Regions from separate parts of the Homo sapiens genome. Here regions 2, 3 and 4 are each linked to region 1. Evidence: chromatin contacts called from ENCODE Hi-C or POLR2A ChIA-PET data. All regions are on one chromosome and are shown on one strand. The core of a region is the stretch at or near the end of the contact, and the rest is flanking DNA. Distances in the headings are between cores, read along the strand shown.

What was found. A loop is a pair of places that touch in the nucleus more often than their neighbours do. ChIA-PET counts read pairs that join two places held with the same protein, here RNA polymerase II (POLR2A). Pooled maps may share reads with other maps.
Region 2: a pooled map shows a loop between it and region 1 (14-fold over the local background). The contact joins the promoter of CERNA1 here to the promoter of USP8 in region 1. A Hi-C loop is called at or near these places in 4 of 50 pooled maps. POLR2A ChIA-PET finds 5 or more read pairs at or near these places in 2 of 52 experiments (CD8-positive, alpha-beta memory T cell and activated T-cell).
Region 3: a map of naive thymus-derived CD4-positive, alpha-beta T cell shows a loop between it and region 1 (13-fold over the local background). The contact joins the promoter of GALK2 here to the promoter of USP8 in region 1. A Hi-C loop is called at or near these places in 2 of 168 maps with a recorded cell type or tissue (CD8-positive, alpha-beta T cell and naive thymus-derived CD4-positive, alpha-beta T cell) and 10 of 50 pooled maps. POLR2A ChIA-PET finds 5 or more read pairs at or near these places in 1 of 52 experiments (naive thymus-derived CD4-positive, alpha-beta T cell).
Region 4: a map of CD8-positive, alpha-beta T cell shows a loop between it and region 1 (5-fold over the local background). The contact joins the promoter of LYSMD2 here to the promoter of USP8 in region 1. A Hi-C loop is called at or near these places in 2 of 168 maps with a recorded cell type or tissue (CD8-positive, alpha-beta T cell and naive thymus-derived CD4-positive, alpha-beta T cell) and 8 of 50 pooled maps.

The regions. Positions count from the first base shown.
Region 1 is chr15:50,423,138-50,425,837 of GRCh38, reverse strand. USP8 (ubiquitin specific peptidase 8) reads right to left here and starts at 1,433. Exons shown (of 20, transcript NM_005154.5): 1 at 1,324-1,433. RefSeq lists enhancers at 1,186-1,575, 1,614-2,610 and a silencer at 1,686-1,735.
Region 2 is chr15:52,178,750-52,181,449 of GRCh38, reverse strand. CERNA1 (competing endogenous lncRNA 1 for miR-4707-5p and miR-4767) reads right to left here and starts at 1,424. Exons shown (of 3, transcript NR_102751.1): 1 at 1,049-1,424; 2 at 248-400. It overlaps GNB5 (G protein subunit beta 5), which reads left to right. Exons shown (of 13, transcript NM_016194.4): 3 at 1,571-1,682. RefSeq lists enhancers at 894-983, 807-1,308 and a silencer at 1,354-2,013.
Region 3 is chr15:49,168,880-49,171,579 of GRCh38, reverse strand. GALK2 (galactokinase 2) reads right to left here and starts at 1,333. Exons shown (of 10, transcript NM_002044.4): 1 at 1,205-1,333. The coding sequence starts at 1,257. MIR4716 (microRNA 4716) reads left to right here and starts at 2,427; the gene lies at 2,427-2,510. RefSeq lists enhancers at 1,146-1,385, 1,017-1,921.
Region 4 is chr15:51,736,225-51,738,924 of GRCh38, reverse strand. LYSMD2 (LysM domain containing 2) reads left to right here and starts at 1,270. Exons shown (of 3, transcript NM_153374.3): 1 at 1,270-1,575. The coding sequence starts at 1,303. RefSeq lists silencers at 952-1,391, 1,402-1,541, 1,612-1,821.

The DNA.
Region 1 (2,700 bases), core at 184-2,683:
TCCACATTAATAAACAAATGCCCATAAAGATTAAAGTCCAAGTAAATATATTAAAAAACGAAATGCTAAAAAAGGCACCTTTAAAACATTTTTGTTAGTTTTTCTTATACATTGTTTTCTTAAAAAAACAGATGTCTATGTGCAAAATTTCATTAATGAGAGGTGTATTTTTTTTTTAAACTACTACAGGGTCTTCACTAATATTAAAGATGCATCCAATGTGTCACAAGAAAAGGAATACATATTTCAAAGCAGCCATATCAACATGATAAAGACATAACACAACCGATATCACCTTCCAGATATGCTTAATAGTCCAGGGATATGCTGTAAGGAGAAACTACCCAAATCCATCATGAATGACATTCACCAACGAATCTTAAACAGAATCGGCTGAAATGCAAAAATCTGCTTACATAGCAAAGCCGCAGCAGAGCAAGCCTAAAACAGGAATACTTCCTTAACAAATACCACTTGGCATTTTTAATGGCTGCAGCAAGATATTTACAAAACTAACGATGCTTTGCAGATTCAGAAAAGGTAACATCCTTTAGATATAAATCCCTTTCATCTGAAACCCTCAGGTCTCTTAACAAATACTAAATTCCTTAGGCTCTGCAACACCTCCGTGTCAGGTAAATTTTTTGTTAGTGATTAAGTGACTTGTTCAAGGTCACAGAATGAACTGGAGGCAAGAAATAAACCCAGGAGGGTGGTCTGCAGCTTTATAATGCACATCACTGCTAGTAAGGATTCTGATAATTTCCAAGGTGGAGTGGCGGTGAAATTAACTTGTCCCACAACTCTAGGATGGAAGGCACTTTTTAGGGGAAAAAAAAAAAATCTTCTATTTGAGGAAGTCATAGTTTTAACTCTGACAAGCTTATAGGGTCTTTAAACTCAAACTTCACTAAAATCAAGTGTGACTGGGGAAGAAGAGAAACTGGGAAACAGTTTTAGGAGCTACAGTAAGGCCTGGGATTGTAGGCAGATTGCAGAAAAAAAAAAAAACCGGAAGCAAGAGGAAAGAGGTCAAAGTCGGGTATAAGTGTCCAAGAGAACGGAAGATTGGTCAAAGCCACCTTTTAAAACCAAAAAAACACACGAAACTCGCTTGGCAATCCTAGGTAGATGGCGTAAAAGACTCAAGGTTGGGCCTTTCCTCTCCACAAGCTGATTCTACCTTTAGGAGTTGTCCCACTCCTCTCCGCGGACAGAGCTTGTCTCCGGGGTAACCAGCAGCTGGTGGAAGGAAAGGCGTTCATCGTTCACAGCGGACGACTTCCCAGAGAACAGGTGCTAGGGCCCAAGACCCGCACTCACCGTGACGCCGGGCGCGCTTCACTAACGCCAGCCTTCTCGCCAAATGCCCATCTCCCAAGAACTCGAGGGAGAATTAGCCTTGGCTACCAGGACGGAAGCCAGCCCAGCTCACCCCCTTTTCCCGATTTGCATTGCGAGGCGACGCGTCGCGTCTCCAGACGTCACGGCAGGGGCGGGGCTTCGCGTGCGCTCCCTTGACTCCTCTCTCTTCCACCGCCCTCCCCTTTTCGGTGAGGGCCGCGGGGCGAGGGATGGTCGAGGGAGGGTCGAGGAGGACGTTATGGGTGGGCGGTGGCGGCAAGGGCGGGGTTTCTCTGAGTCGGGTCAACATAGTTGGCCGGTCCCTTACCCCCCGCACTGCACCCTGCATTTCCGGGTTGCAAGGCGGCGCCTGGGCCTTGTTGTGGAAGAAGCAAGGTTGCTCTTGCGTCCCTTTACTACGTTATTTTCCTCCTCAGATTGGAAATTAGAAAAAAGGGGATTTAACGCCCCTCTATTTCTGGCTAAACATTCTCTGAAGCCAAGCCTTTGGTCAAAGAAAAACAAGTATTATCCTAAAACATATTTTATGTACAATTTTTAACGTCACTTAAAAGGCCCCGGCGAGGCTGGGCACGGTGGCTCACGCCTGTAATCCCAGCGCTTTGGGAGGCCGAGGCGGGCAAATGATGAGGTCAGGAGTTCGAGACCAGCCTGGCCAACATGGTGAAACCCCCGTCTCTATTAAGAATACAAAAAATTAGCTTGGCGTGGTGGCGTGCGCCTGTAATCCTAGCTACTCCAGTGGCTGAGGCAGGAGAATTGCTTAAACCCGGGGAGCGAAGGTTGCAATGAGCCGAGATCGCGCTACTGCACTCCAGCCTGGGCAGCAGAGCAAGACTCCGTCTGGTTGGGCGAAGGCCCCGTGTAATAGAAACGAAATGAGACGTCTGAACTTTCTCGCGAGCTGATCTTTGTACTCTCTTAGAGAAAGGTGATTGGATGCTCCGGTTGCCTGTAAACATAAAATTGACTTGGGTGGAGCTTTAGGCAGTAGTCACTAAGTCCTCAGGAACATTCCAGGTGTCTCAGGGATGGGAAATCTGGCTAGCGAGGTCTAGTAAATGCTTTAAGTGAAAGTGTGTGCCACATGGTACAGTGTACACTGCTCGGGTGATGGGTGCACCAAAATCTCAGAAATGACCACTAAAGAACTTTTCCATGCAACCTGTTCCTCCAAAACTACTGAAATAAAAATTTTTAAAAATAAAAAAGGATAAAATAAAGAAAGTGTGTTCAATGAATTTGTGATGAAGGCCAGGTTGCAGTGGCCCAGGCCTGTAATCCCAGCACTTTGGGAGGCTGAGGCAGGAGGATCCCTTGATCCCAAGAGACAGA
Region 2 (2,700 bases), core at 175-2,674, 1.8 Mb before region 1:
GAGAGAGGGTTTCATCATGTTGGCCAGGCTGGTTTCGAACTCCTGACCTCAGGTGATACACCCACCTTGGCCTCCCGAAGTGTTGGGATTACAGGTGTGAACCACCGCACCCGGCCCACACCATCTTACTTAATTCTCATAACAATCCTATGAAGCAGATCCTATGAAGAAGCTTTTCCAGATAAGGAAACGGAGGATCCCAGACTCTAACCTGCAAAACAACTATGTACAGATTAACATCGAGTACCTTCAACTTTTCTCAGATAGAGAAGGCCCGGGACAGCAAGTGGAGGCTGGCTTCTCTGGGAGGGAGCAGGTACAGAGAGGTGGGGACAGCACCCAAGATTCTGCTTGGCGATGTTCTCGCAGCATCTGTAACTTTGATCTGCCTTCTCATTCTCTGCACAAACGCATGCAAGATCACATAGGAGGGAAAAAGGAGAAGGCTTGAGTTGGATCATCCACACCAAAGTCCAGAGCACTAGGGAGCCAGCCTGTCTGGGTCCAAATCCTGTCTCTCCCTCTTTCTTGGAGCATGCCCCCTGAGCAATTACTCAGTCTTTCTGTGCCCCAGTTTCCTCTTCTGTAAAGTGGGAATAAGTGTGCCCATTCAAGTTGACTCCTGTGAGGATTAAACAAGTGCAAATTAAAGCACTTAGAACAGTGCCTCTCACACTTCAGGCGCTTGCGGAGAGGGGATGCTTCAGTCTGACAGAAGTCGCTAAACGTGCATCCTGGCAGAACTGTGCCAGCCCTTCATTCTAAAGGGCAGGAGGTGGCCTCAGAAGTGAGAGGTCCGAGATGCCTGGGCGTGGGCTCAGAAGCCCCAGGTCTGAGCCTGCGCGCCCACTTGACCCACCGCCATCTCCTTTTGCCGCCCCCAGGCCAGGGACCTGATTCCTGCGTGAAGAAAAGAGAAAATAAGGGTGGGCCTCCTAATGCCGCAGAGACTCCGTCTGAGAACCCAGCAACTAGTTTTATTTTTGTATATTTAGATCAACAAACGAAGAGGGTTTCCGGTTCCTTGTTGGGGGAGCACCGTAGCTACCTGCGGCCAAGCCTCGTAGCCGTCTCCTCTCCCGTCCTCTCTCTGCCTGCAGGAGCCACGGGCCCGCAGCCCGCAATCAAGTCCCACAGAGCGGAGATCTGCACGAGAGGCTTGGGGATGGGAGGGCCATGTCGCGGGGGCCTCACCGGTCTCCCCAGAAGCGGGGAGTCCCGAGTTGGAATCCCGGCTTGGCCCTTCCCTCTGTGTGCGTCCTCGGGCAAATCACCCAGCATCCCTAAGCCACAGTTTGCCCGCTGGTAAAATGGGCGTCACACTCCCTGCCTCTCCCGGAGGAGAGAGGCTGACGCGGACATCGCACCAGGCACTGCGCCAGAGCGCGCGCCCAGGTGCGGGGTCTTGGGGCTCAGGCGCAGCAGCCGGGCCCGCAGCTGCTGGCGTCATCGCGGAGGGCGGGGCCGCGGGGCGGTGCTCGGGGCCGGGGACGGCTGCTGGAGCGGCGCCCGCCGCGGCTCAGCGCATTCCCGCTCTCCGCTTCCCTCTCCGCTGCGTCCCCGCGCGAAGATGGCAACCGAGGGGCTGCACGAGAACGAGACGCTGGCGTCGCTGAAGAGCGAGGCCGAGAGCCTCAAGGGCAAGCTGGAGGAGGAGCGAGCCAAGCTGCACGATGTGGAGCGTGAGTGCGGGCCGGGAGGCGGGCGGGGCAAGCCGGACCGGCTCGCCACTTCCCGGGCGGGGACGGCGGGGGCGGTGGGGGCGGTCGTGGCTGCGACGGGAGCCAGGCCCGCGCCACCGCCCGGGAGCAGGGCCCTGGGGCCCGGGCGCGCAGGTGAGGCGCGGGTAGCGGTCCCGATCCCCGGGACGCGCGGCGGTGGGGCCCTCGGAGGGTCCGGGCACCTGGCCGACCCCCGCCGCCAGCTAGCGGAGGACCGCGGGACTAGCTATCCTCATCACCTGCCTGGAAGCTGCGAACGGATCGCGTTCTTGCCCCTCCCATGCGGAGGGCAGGGGGTGGGGTGTCGGTGGTGACGAGCGAGCGCGGCGAGCCCGTGTAGGCGCGGCCTAGGAGAGACTCCTGTTTTGTTTTTTAATGCCCGTCTGGCTTTCTCCATCACTGTTGTATCTTTTCTCAGTTTTGCTTTTATGAGACTGCAATTTCAAAGCTCATTTTTCCAACCTCTCCCCTATCCTTGGGGCGGGGAGCTGGATGACGGAGAGAGAAGGGAAACGGAGGAGCTCACTAAATTCAACCGTTCAGTTCGTTTAAGGCTGTTTAAAAAGCTTTTGGATCGATGTGGTGGATTGGCATAAAAAAGCCATAGCGATCTTAAACTTGCATTCTTCACCACCACCACCGTAATTCAGAACTGGCTCTGTGATTTTTATGAGTGAGCGATTAAATAGCCAGGTTCAGCGGCTCTTGGCCAAAACAGCGTTCCTTTACTTTGTCAGAGGGCTCCTCCTCAGCAGAGCTTGGGCTGGGGGCCAGGCTTGGGGAAGTGGTTGTATCTGCTCACTTTTGAGCTCTGAGGGTGGCATCTCCCCTTTGCTGAGCACCTCCCACGGTGCCCTCCTGCACACCTTGACGTTGTTCTCCTGCCATTCCTAATCGATGCCACCCTTTACATTCTATGTGGAATGGAAAAATGGGGTTCGTGCTAGGGCCTTTACCTTTTGATCTCTGAAGATCACTT
Region 3 (2,700 bases), core at 84-2,583, 1.3 Mb after region 1:
AGAAATCATGCTTCTTTCTGGTAACTAAAGACACACTGTTTGCTGGTTTAAGGATGAAAGAACATTTTCAAGTTGTAGTAAAGTATAATATCATCAACTGACACACGGTGGTAATAAACCACCAAGTAGGAAGAGCTTAAGGACTTGATGCCAGAGAAAAAAACTAACAGAAAAAAACTGAAAACAGCAAAGGCAGAGGGCCGGGCGCGATGGCTCACGTCTGTAATCCCAGCACTTTGGGAGGCCAGGGTGAGCGGATCACTTGAGCTCAGGAGCTCGAGACCAGCCTGACCAACATAGAGAAACCCCATCTCTGATGAAAATACAAAATTAGCCGGGTGTGGTGACGCCTGCCTGTAATCCCACCTACTCAGGAGGCTGAGACAGGAGAATCGCTTGAACCTGGGAGGCGGAGGTTGCGGTGAGCCAAGATGGCGCCACTGCACTCCAGCCTGGGCAACAAGAGCAAAACTCCGTCTCAAAAAAAAAAAAAAAAAGAAAAAGAAAAAGAAAAAAGAAAGGAAGGAAGAAAGAAAAGAAAAGAAAAACAGCAAAAGCAGAGAGTCAGGAAAGCCCTTCGCTAATGTAGCAGGTGACAGACTTCATTTTATGAGACCTCAGCCCCATTAGTCAGAACGAAGTATTTCTACAAAGTACCTGTAACTGAAAAGATCCTCCCCGAGACATCACTAAACTATTAGTTACTGTGTAGCTAGGGACTGCCAGCAAATTAATTCCCTAAGTGACAGTTCAGAGATTCTCGTGTTTTTGTTTTGTTTTGTTTTAAAGAGGATGCAGACACCAAGAAGGTTTTTGTGTTTGTTTTCAATTAATATTTAGAAAGAAGACTTTTAAAAAGCAGTATCAACTGGCATGCGAGACAAAGAGAGGAGTTCAGTGTGGATATGGGCATTTCTGCTGAAGCCCAGTAGAAAGAGTACACTAATTACAACAAGAAAAGGAAAAGAAGAATCTGCATGGATGAAGAAAAAAACATACAACCCTTCGTAGTAGTCAAGGTAGAATGTGTTTGCGGCGTGATCTTTTTTGCAAGCCCAGCCACGTGTCCTTATAGAATCCCAAGGGTTCCACTTGCTCCCCGGGACCAAAAGCAGCGCCCCAAGGGAGGAGCCAAGTGCTGTGGACCCGATCTACACGTAGCCAACCCAGCAGATCCCAAAGCCCGGCGTCTCCTCTCCCCCACCTAGGATGTTCTGCCACCTGGACCCGACGCGTAGCAGGGCTCTCTGTAGCCATATTTCGCTAGATCCTTCTTTCTCCTGTAGTTTCAAGTGTCTAAGCAAAGCTCCCAGAGCAATCACGAGACTTCTGTGACAGGAGCCGTTTTCTTCCGGGAGATAAACAGCTCCCGCCCTGCGGAAATCCTGCAGCTTCGCTGAGGTGGCTGCTTCCAATCGGCCCCTCCTCTGGCTCCTCCTCCCTGGACTCAGCCAGGGTTCCCTCCAAGCAGCAGTCAGGTACAGCCTCCGTCCTGCTCTTAGCTCCCAGGGAGGGACTAGGGCCTCGCAGGAGCCCCTGCGCAGAGCACGTGCGAAGCTGACTAGTGAGGTTTTCTTTTTGCGCCCTGTGGATGTCAGAGAACAGTGTCATAACCTGGCGCCCTACATACACCTAGTTTCTGATCTGTCTCGGGCTGCGTTTTTTTGTTTGTTTGTTTGTTTTTTAGTTATGGTTTTGGTCTTTATTGTTCAGCAGCTACTCCCCAAACAACACTAAAATGTTTAGCTATTGCTTCTTTGCGGATTACTTCCAAATCAAGCAACATAAAATTGATGTATCACTTGATTTAAATAGATTTGCATTTATTTACAGGTTAGAGGCATTGGTGGGCCTTCCTAGAACACAGTAGTGAAAAGACGGAAACACATGCCTTTTAATGTGCAAGACCCCTTAGCATCCAGTTAAACCTCTTCATTTTTCACTTATCTAGAGAAATCCTAGATGCCCTATCAAAAGTACACTATCCCTAGTACATCACTAACTTTTCCTTCCTTCATAGTTCTCCTATTTGCTTATGTATTTATTGTGTCTCTCACCACCTCCATCATCACTACCACTAGAAAGCAACTGGGGGCAGGCAGATTGGTTTTTAATGAATAGGTAAGATAAACTGAATGAACGACGAAAGGTGAAATGATGTGCCTGAGGTCACAGTGATCATTGGGAACAAAACTGGAATTAAAATTCAGATCTATTAACTCTCAATCTAGTGCACTTTGCACCTCAGAAATATTGAGATTAAACCCAAGCAAAGACAGCTAGCAATAAACCCATTCCAAAGTTTCCTGATTAAGGAAGTTTGAGCCAACATGCCCAACACACTAGGGGTAGTAGCATAACTCAGAGAGATTCGATAAGTTGTATACATCAGTAAGTTACTGCTCCAGAATTTCTATATGTATATGCATACTTTGTCTCCATGTTTCCTTCCCCCTTCTGTATACATGTATACAGGAGGAAGGGGGAAGGAAACATGGAGACAAAGTGTGAATGGACAATAAAGCATAGCCAAAGAGTGGCAGCCCCTTGGCACCCCGTTGGGTTATTACTGTAAATGATACATCAAAGAAACAAAGTTACTCTGGTCTCAGGGCAGCTTTCTCACTATTATTTCAGTCCCTCTTTATCATTTTCAAATGAATGAATTATATCTTCTTGTTTCTGGGCCCCAATAAATCC
Region 4 (2,700 bases), core at 21-2,520, 1.3 Mb before region 1:
TGAGTTATAGATGGGGTATGGTCAGACCATGAATAATAAAAATAGAAATAATAGCTTGAATGCCAATGTAGGTTTTTAGTAATGCTGTTGTCCCCAGAGAGCCATTGTAGGAGTTTTGAGTGGGATGGTGTTGTGGAAGCTTGCTCCTCTCCCATCCTTTCTCTCCTGAGCAATATTAGCTTTGCCTCTGTCCAGCACAGCAACATACCAAAACTTCAGCCAACGAATCAAACCCCCAGGCTCCGGACCTTCCTACAAGGTACCTCTTCTTGGAAAGCTGTCCAAAATAACACAGAAACCAGGCACTAGATGCTAGTAAATGTGTACCCACTCTGTGTATAATACAGTGTGTTGAAAGGGTGTTCAAGAGTAGACGGTGTTCAAATGAAGAGTACAGATAAGAGGTCTTTGGTGGTTATAATATTAATAGCAATACGGGGCAGGGAGATGCGATTTCAGGGTGTCAAAGAATAAACTGACGAAGAGAAGATGAATGCAGACAGTAAATTCCAACTACTGAGCCTGGAGAATGAATTGTATGTGGCCAGCCTTTCGAGGCAGCCAGGACTTAAATTGGCACTAGTGTACAAAGTGTGAAACCCGAACAACTAGGGGGGTTATTTTGAGGCCACCCATTAGGCCTTAGAAGCACTATCCCTCCTAGTGCAATGTTGAAAGGACTGGACTCTGAGGCTGTTGAGATGGACCTGGAGAAGCTGTCTGTGTGTGTTTGATGATCTTAAGTTTTACTGTGACGTGGACTTTGAGGTCACTGGGGTGGGGGGAGGGAAGTACCCTTGGCATTGGCAGAGCTGGAAGGTCTGTGCAAGCTGGCTCCTGCTGGGGAATCAATAAAGGAGGCAGAGCAACGCTTTTTTTTTTTTTCGCCGTGGCCAGGGCAGGGTTCTGCCAGGGCTCTATCGCCAATGGAGCAGGGGTCCACCTGGGGCCTAGGACGCCTGCAGATAGCCCTCTCTTAGCCCCAACGGCCGCGGGCTTCAGCGCTCCCCGGCTCCCTCGCTCTGCAGGGTCTTCCCGGTACCGGCAGGCCGCGGCGGGAGCTGCTTTCGCTCTTAACCTTGCAGGTGCGTGTGCCGCGGGCGCCCGGGGCAGGCAGGACGCAGAGGAGGAGGCGCCCGCCATGCCCGGCCTGCGGCTCCCCGCCTCGGCTTCCCGTCCGCCGCCCCCGCGGAACGGCCTGCTGCAGCCCCTGTGAAGAGGAAGAGGCGGCGGCGGCGGCGGAGGAGGAGGAGGCGCCGCCCCCTTGGCAAGCTCCCCGACCCGGCGGCCTCGGCAGGACCCATGGCGGATTCCTCGCCCGCACTGTCCCTGCGGGAAGGCGGCCCCCGCGCGCCGCGGCCCTCGGCCCCCTCGCCGCCGCCGCGCTCGCGCTCCGGCTCCGAGTCCGAGGAGGCCGAGCTGTCGCTGAGCCTGGCCCGCACCAAGACCCGCTCGTACGGCAGCACCGCCAGCGTGCGGGCGCCGCTGGGCGCCGGCGTCATCGAGCGCCATGTGGAGCACCGGGTCCGCGCGGGCGACACGCTGCAGGGCATCGCGCTCAAGTACGGTGTCACGGTGAGCAGGGCGCGCCGCCGCGGCCCGGGCTGGCAGCTACCGCGCAGGAGGCGGTGCGGCTCGGGGTGCGGTGGGGGTGGGGGTGGGACTGCGGGTGGGGGTTTGGGGGATGGGGAGTCGCAGGGACGGCCGTGCGTCCCCGGGCGGCTCGGCTCCCAGGGCTCGCTCAGCGCGCGCTGCTGGCCACCGCAGTGGTCGCCAAAGCTGGTCCTGCAGCGGGAGGGGCGGACCGCCAGGGCTCCCTCCCTAGGTAGCTGCATCGAGTTCCCGGTGCCCCGCCCAGGCTCAGACTAGATCTGTCGCGTGAGGGAGGCCGAAGAGGACTAGGGCTTTGGCATCCCCGTGAACCACCTTCACCCAATTTGCAGGCCCCATCACACTACTCTATATTTACGCAAAGCCCAACTGAGGTGAATTTTGTTGTCTGTGAAAACAAGCTCCGTGATGAGTCAGGAATGGTGCAGTTGTTCCTACTGGGTGGTTCTGGTTCTATCGATTATGCTTCTTTATGTAGAAGTGAAATTACACCCTCTGGGCTCACTGGCAACCGCGAATGTGACACCTGTCGCTAAGCAGCAGCCAAGAACTGTGGTGAGCTGGAGGGCTGCGTTTATTACAAATTTATAAGTGTGTGTGTCTTGGGTGTATAGCATTACACCTCTGGGAAGAACATGGAAACCTGAGGGAACAAATTGTTTCATTAAAATTACTTATAATTAACTGTGAGCTATGTGATGGCCTTTTTACATTTGGGATCTGTATCAGTTTTCAGTGTTCTTTCCTGAAGCACCTTAGACAGCAATGGGAAGAAAGAGGATCTTATCTATATCTTTCCCTTAAAGTGAAACTCTTTCTGGCCCTTTACCGAATGAAGGAGCATCAGTATGAAGGAGAATGTATTTTGCATATTTAAGCCGGTATATGTTTACCTATCAGGTCCTTCTATCTTTGAAATATTTTGAAAGGGACCTTGCTGTGCAGTCATGTATTGACTCTATCATGCCATGGAGAGCCCCATTCTGCCCTCTTGGGAGTTCTATACATGTGAACATAGAGCTACAATTCTCTATGTGCCTTAATGGGGCCTGGTTTGAGTCAGAGGCAGAGGAAAGCGAAGTTGGGAAA